2 separate regions of the Mus musculus genome follow, and region 1 is linked to region 2. Evidence: chromatin contacts called from ENCODE Hi-C or POLR2A ChIA-PET data. All regions are on one chromosome and are shown on one strand. Each heading gives the region's core, a stretch centred on a gene start or an enhancer-like site at or near the end of the contact. The rest is flanking DNA. Distances are from core to core; before and after follow the strand shown. Region 1 holds the start of Mrgbp (MRG/MORF4L binding protein). Region 2 holds the start of Slco4a1 (solute carrier organic anion transporter family, member 4a1).

What was found. A loop is a pair of places that touch in the nucleus more often than their neighbours do. ChIA-PET counts read pairs that join two places held with the same protein, here RNA polymerase II (POLR2A).
Region 1: POLR2A ChIA-PET joins it to region 2 with 24 read pairs in Patski. The contact joins the promoter of Mrgbp here to the promoter of Slco4a1 in region 2. A Hi-C loop is called at or near these places in 1 of 37 maps with a recorded cell type or tissue (mature B cell). POLR2A ChIA-PET finds 5 or more read pairs at or near these places in 1 of 5 experiments (Patski).

The regions. Positions count from the first base shown.
Region 1 is chr2:180,579,383-180,582,701 of GRCm38, forward strand. Mrgbp (MRG/MORF4L binding protein) reads left to right here and starts at 1,840. Exons shown (of 6, transcript NM_028479.2): 1 at 1,840-2,155; 2 at 3,229-3,319. It overlaps Gm30144 (a long non-coding RNA gene), which reads right to left and starts at 2,486. Exons shown (of 5, transcript XR_001783605.2): 1 at 1,454-2,486.
Region 2 is chr2:180,454,572-180,457,523 of GRCm38, forward strand. Slco4a1 (solute carrier organic anion transporter family, member 4a1) reads left to right here and starts at 1,674. Exons shown (of 12, transcript NM_001355218.1): 1 at 1,674-1,802.

The DNA.
Region 1 (3,319 bases), core at 590-3,089, 120 kb after region 2:
CCAGTCATGCTGTGGGAAATTTTACCACTTCAGTGATGCAGTCTGCAAAGAGACAATGTGACCAAAGGCAGATGGATGGCATCTGACCAGAGCCTTTACAAATGCTCCTCCCATTGAATCCAGTTCTTGTGACCAAGAGAGAAATGTTCCTTTGGGAATGGAGATAGGCTCCTTCTAGTTAACAGTGACCACCTCCTTCCAGAGACAACATCAGATCCTCAGACAAGCAATGCCATTTAGGAGGCTGGAGATGCACCTCAGTTGGTAGGGTTCTTCCCTGGCATGTATGAAGCCCTGGGTTCAATCCCCAGGATATATACCAGCAGATATCTGCTACCCTAGCACTTAGGAGGTAGAGGAATGGGGACTGAAGTTCAAGGTAATCTTTGGCCACAGAATGAGTTTGAGGCCAACCTGGGATACATAAGACCTTGAATAAGAAATAACAGTTGGTTGAGACCTAGACATGGTCTGGGGAATAGTTCACACTGGTCAAAGTAAACTAGACTGGTGTATAAACTATTAGGCTTGTATATTCATTAAATGAAGGAGAGCATTTCTATGGCCTTTATTTCTCACCTGAGCCCAGTCTGAACCCTTCACACTAGGATCAAGAATCCCAGCACTTGTATCTATCTTGTATAAAAGACTTAAGCAGCAGGAGTCGCAACAAATGAGAAAGGACTTGACCAGTTGGCTAGTAGATATATATCATTGTCTACTTTGTATCTGGGAAGTAAGGAGTCTTGCTACAAAGCTGATTATATCCTGGCCACCTGGAACCACCTGAAGACCTCACGGAGAAGACAAATCTGGGCAAACTTCACCAGCCATTTCTACAGAAAGTTGGTGGTGTGCCACACAGACACCTGCTCCAGACCAAAGAAATCCTTCTATCAGGTTTGAAGGAACCTCTCAGCTCCCAACAGGTGTGAATTCACTTTGAAGCTACGGGATCACACACATGATCATGGGCTAATGGTTTCTCTACAGCTCCTTGTTAGAGAGTGATAATCACAGGAGCGCTACAAAACGAACAAGCACAGCTTCCTCTTAATTCATGCTTTTGGACTAGAGAGCCTACATGTTCATGAAAATAAGAAGTTAGCGTGGGATAGTAGGCGGGGTCTTAGCTGCTGACCTTGATGCTCAGCTACTTCCTACTACCTAACAGAGAGTTCTGCAGAGACCTGCTGTGGCTTCGTGGAGAGAAAGAATGAAGTCATCCTTCTCTCCTAAACCATCCAACCTGTCTATAGGCATCAAGTCTATATTGCCAGTCACGCGTTCTGAAGTAACAGACGGATGTTTGCAAATGTCATGGCTGGTAGGATGTGGTCTGAGTACAGAGATCGCACAAACCAGAGAGGACCAGCTAGGATAGATGAGGTTGAGGGTTACATAGGGAAGCTCCCTGAAGAAGGACGCACTCCAAATTGAAGGAGTATCCTACCTGGTAGGGGTGAGACTAAGGTGGACCGGAACCAGAAGCAGTCAGCAGCAGAGTCTACCATGCCTTAGATATTCAGAGAATAACCAGGATATTATCAATCAGCTCCTGGGCACTTAATATGTGGCAGCTCTTAGGTTGGGAACTTGCTTTATGACATGTCCCAGATGGTAGATTATGCTTCACCCAGCCGTACAGTAACTAAGCCAAGTTCTGCATGCCAACCAAGCAGAGGCAAGGGCACCGCCCCTGTGAGATCATAACTCCCAGCTGCATCATATCCACATGATAGCAGTGACCCCACACCCCCTTATGAAGCTTTATTGGGCCACACCTCCCCTGTGGCATTGTGGGAACTTTTCCACCAGCTACGCTTTCACAGTGGGAAAGCTGAAGCCTGGCCACAGACTGCTGTCTGGCTCTGAGCTCTGAGCTGTCCCAGACAATGAGACAGGTCAGAGCCAGCACCCTCCATGGTTCCCTGCTGTGAGCATTGTCTGGTTACAGGCCTGAATGAGGGGCAAGTGGAGTGTCAGGACTGGATTCAAGGCTTGTGGCAGCCAGCAAGTGATCCTTATCAAGACCCAAGAGTTCAGAGCTACAGTGGCCCCATAGCACAAAGGAGAACAAAGGTTCTCAACATCTTAGTCTGAGAGGCATCAGTCAGAAAAGGGATTCTGATGCCTGGCAATGGCTGAGGAATGGGTAAGTAATGAAACCTGGATGGGTGGCAGGGTAGGACCCATGGCACAGCTGACTGGGGTGACTCAGGCCCAGAAGCAACCATGTTCTTAAGGCTGCTGTGCCCAGCCCTTGGCCCTATCCAATCCCATGTAGAGCTACTAACACCTGCCTGAAATTCTGACAGTCTGAGTTAATCATCCAACCACTTCTGGAGTGGATCCACTGTAGGGACAGAATGGAGGTACAGGTAGGTAGCAAGGCCGACAGGACCTGGATTTCTGTCTTCTGATGCCAAGGAAGCACTTAATTCTGGGACTGTCGTGCACTCAGGTCAGGGCTACTGAAAGATATACAGAGCTTCACTCCTACAAAATGTGATTGTTGGGCTTTAAATTTTTAAATTATTTATGGTGTGTGTGTGCAAGTGTGCATATACCATGGAATACATATAGAGGTTAGAATACAACTTTTTTTTTTTTTTTTACTTATTTTATTTATATGACTATGCTGTAGCTATCTTCAGACACACCAGAAGAGGGCATCAGAACCCATTACAGATGATTGTGAGCCACCATGTGGTTGCTGGGAATTGAACTCAGGACTTCTGGTAGAGCAGTCAGTGCTCTTAACCGCTGAGCCATGTCTCCAGCTCTAGAGTACAACTCCTAAGAATTGCTCCTCTCCTGCCAGCTCTAGGATCCAGGGGTGGAGTTCCAGTTATGGGCTGTGCACAAGGATCTCTATTAGATGGGCCATCTCACTAGCCCATGGGATGTTGTTGTTGTTATTGTTGTTGCTGCTGTTGTTGTTTAAACTATTTTTCTTAAACAGTTTTAGTGAGATGTAATTTACATATTGTACAATTTATCTCTGGCAAGGAGAGACACACCTTCACTTCTAGCTGAGTTCTTTTCCAAATTACCTAACCAGGTGAAGCCCAGATTTTTGGGCCGTGTGTGTCATGCTATGCAGACTTGGCTGACTCAGAACTCCTGCCTCTCTCTCCCGAGAGCTAGAATTACAGGAGTGTGTCACCACGCCCATCTGGTGCATTTTTAAAGCATAAGGTTTGTTCCCTCGCCTTCTCCGGACAGAGCCGTAGGCAGTAAAAGGTTCAACCACCAGGAGTCGCTGCTGCACCGGAAGCCAGTCTTCGCTGCGCCTGCGCGGACGCGGGCACGCGGC
Region 2 (2,952 bases), core at 424-2,923:
TGTTCAGCCTGCTTTCTCTGGCTTCAGGTCTTGAGGTCCATGTACCTAAGGGAGATGTTGAGAGAGAGAGAGAGAGAGAGAGAGAGAGACTAGTAAAGCCGTGTATACCTCATGGTGCCTGGCTGTCTATTCTTCCTGATGTCTTCTCTGAGCAGAGGCAGCCTCAGGTATGGAGGTCAACACCTGGGGCAGTGGAAGTGAAGCTCAGCTTTTTTTGGAGCAGAGACTCACATGTTGACAAGTAGACCCTAGACCCTGAAGTCATCACCAGAGGTTCCCAGGATAGAACATGAGTAGGTTCCGGCCACACCCACTCCGGGAAGACATGCTGATAAATAACAAGTCAGGCTGGAAGAACTAAGCTCAGCAGCCAGTCTCTTCTCTAGACATAAAGGAAGAGCCCTGCCTTAGCTCCCGAGGCTGCATGGAGGGTCTGTCCCCAGGCACCCTGTGACTAGTGATGTCCTCATGAGCTGACAGCAGGGTCCACACTAACTTTACTTTTGTGTAGCCCAAGCTGATCACAGACTCTGATTCCTTCTGCCTTTACTTCCCCTGTCCAGATTATAAACTCTGGATGCCTTGGAGAGTTGGGGAAGGTTATTTTGTTTCTATTGTTTTGCTTTGGTTGTTGTTCTTGGTTTTGTTTTGTTTTATTTTTATTTTTAAATCCAGACAGGATTTTATTAGGTAGCCCAGTGTGGCTCTCCCACTAAAGATTCTCCTGCATCAGCCCCATGTATGTATAGGATTATCGGTGAACATCGCCACACCTGGCTCACATGTATTTTCAATTAAATGTAATACACCCCAAAGGGAGACATATATGGAGAGTTTCTGCCATCGGCTGTTGATTGTCAGTGGTATGATGTTAATGGCTAGTGGCTGTCGGCTGTTACTTGGCTAAATTCAGACCAGCTACTGTTTTCCATTTCCTTCAGTGATGTGTTGGAATCATAAAATTAAAAAAAAAAAGAAAAATAAAAAATAAAAAAGGTTGTTTGCTTGATTTTCTGAGACTGGGTTTCTTTTGTAGCCCAGGCTGGCCTAGAACTATGAAAGTGGGACCCTTCTTCTGCCCCAGCCTTCCGAATACCCACAGGCTTACAAGCAGTAGCCATCACACTCGTATGGCTAATTATCTTAGTTTTACAGATGCGAAAACTGGCCCAGAGGGGTTCAGAAATATGTTCAAGGTCGCACAGCAGAGAACGCCTCAATTTGAAGGTGACTGGTATATTCTCTCTCCATCTCAGGTCAAGAGTACCCGGAACTGGAACCCTGTGGGCTCCTCCGGTGAGGGTGTGGTTTGGCCCAGCGCCCCGTTGCACTGAACTCACTGGTTGACCTGAGCAGAGAGTGGAGAGATCCCTTTGCCGGGCTGGAGCTGTACCCCACGCCTGAGGGGATCGCTACTCGCGCCCTCCAACGCCTCGGTTCCACGCTTGAGCAGGTGGCATCTACGACGCAGTGAGACTTGAGCCATATTTTCCTAGCCTGCAACCTCCAGAGTGTCCCCCAACAGAAAGAAATCACCGCGTGCAAAGCACTAGCTAAGTCCCGCTCTCTGTGCTGTCCCTGACCCGCCCAAGTTCCGCCCCTCCGCTCGGCCCCGCCCCGGCGCGCCCTCGCTACTGTCACCTCTGGCCCCGGCCCGCCCGAGCCTCGCTGCCATTGGTGGCGGTGGTGAGGCCACTACCCCCATCCCTGCGGGAGCGGCTTGGGCGATGAATGAAGCGGGAGTGGGCTGCGCGCGTAGTCCAGAGCGCAGGGCGCAGCGCGGCAGCCGGGTTCGTGGGAAGGTGAGTGCTCTGGGATCTGGACTGCTTTGAGGTCTCGGACCAGGATGGGGACAGGGTCTGGCTCCGTACTAGATGCCTCCTAGGTATGCCAGACTCCGACCTGCTGACGTCAGGAGCGCGGCAGGTGTTTGCGGAGGCTGGACTAAAGCGCGGCGGAGCCCCGGGTGCGTTGTCTGAAGACACATCCCGGGGAACCAATGCGGGGACAGAGTGGGCTCAAGGGAGCCGGATGCAGAATTCACCCCTTCTCACTGCACATGAGGGAAGCTGCAAGTCTGCAGTGGGGTGGGGGAAGGCAGAGCCGCTGCGCTAGAGCGAGAGGGAAGATGGGAGTGGACTTGGGGCGCAGGAAAGCGTGAGGGGGGGGGGGGGACCGCTAGAGCTGTCGGCCCAGGTTAAAGGTTTGCTAGTATACGCAGGTGCGAGCCTCTGCGGGTCTGTTCAGCGACAGATCCAGTGGCTGTGGTGGTTGTTGCTAAGACCGAGGGAAACGTGGAGCACGGAAGTTGCTCACTAGTGGCGGGCTTTGTCCCTACGAGGAGCGCGGATGCCCGGGTCCCTGAGGCCCGGTACCTTCACGCAGCTCTCCGATGCCCCCGGACGCGTGTGTACGCCAACGAGAGTTCGGGTCGCTTTGCTGCCTGATTGGCACGCTTAGCTCCAAACCCGGGAACTCAAGGCAGGGTACCTCCTTCACAGGAGAGGTGAGCATCTGTAGGAAAAATGAGATAGAGACACATAGTCGCACCTTATAGCTTGGGGCCCCAGGCGCAGTGGCTTGAGTTTAGCGTGATGAGGATTGCTGGCCTCCCCCAGACATGGCCTTGGGGTGTTTCTGTCCCAAGGTGTTGAAACTGCCCATTTGTGATGGAACTATCCCAACTTCAGGGCAGTGTTTTTTGTTTGTTTGTTTGTTTTGTTTTGTTTTGTTTTGTAGTTTAGTAAACCAAGGTAGCTGTCTAGTCAGCTGTTGTTAAAGCAGCTTGGGGCAGGTGGACGGCAGGGAAGAGAACACCTGGTGTTTAGCCGAATTATTTATAAATCTTAGCTGTGGTAATGGGGACAGCAGGCGCTGTTTGCTGAGCCTGGCATTTGCTGGCTTGGAGAGGGCTTTGGATAAGAGCAGTCCCAGGCAGCATTTTAAAGTCCC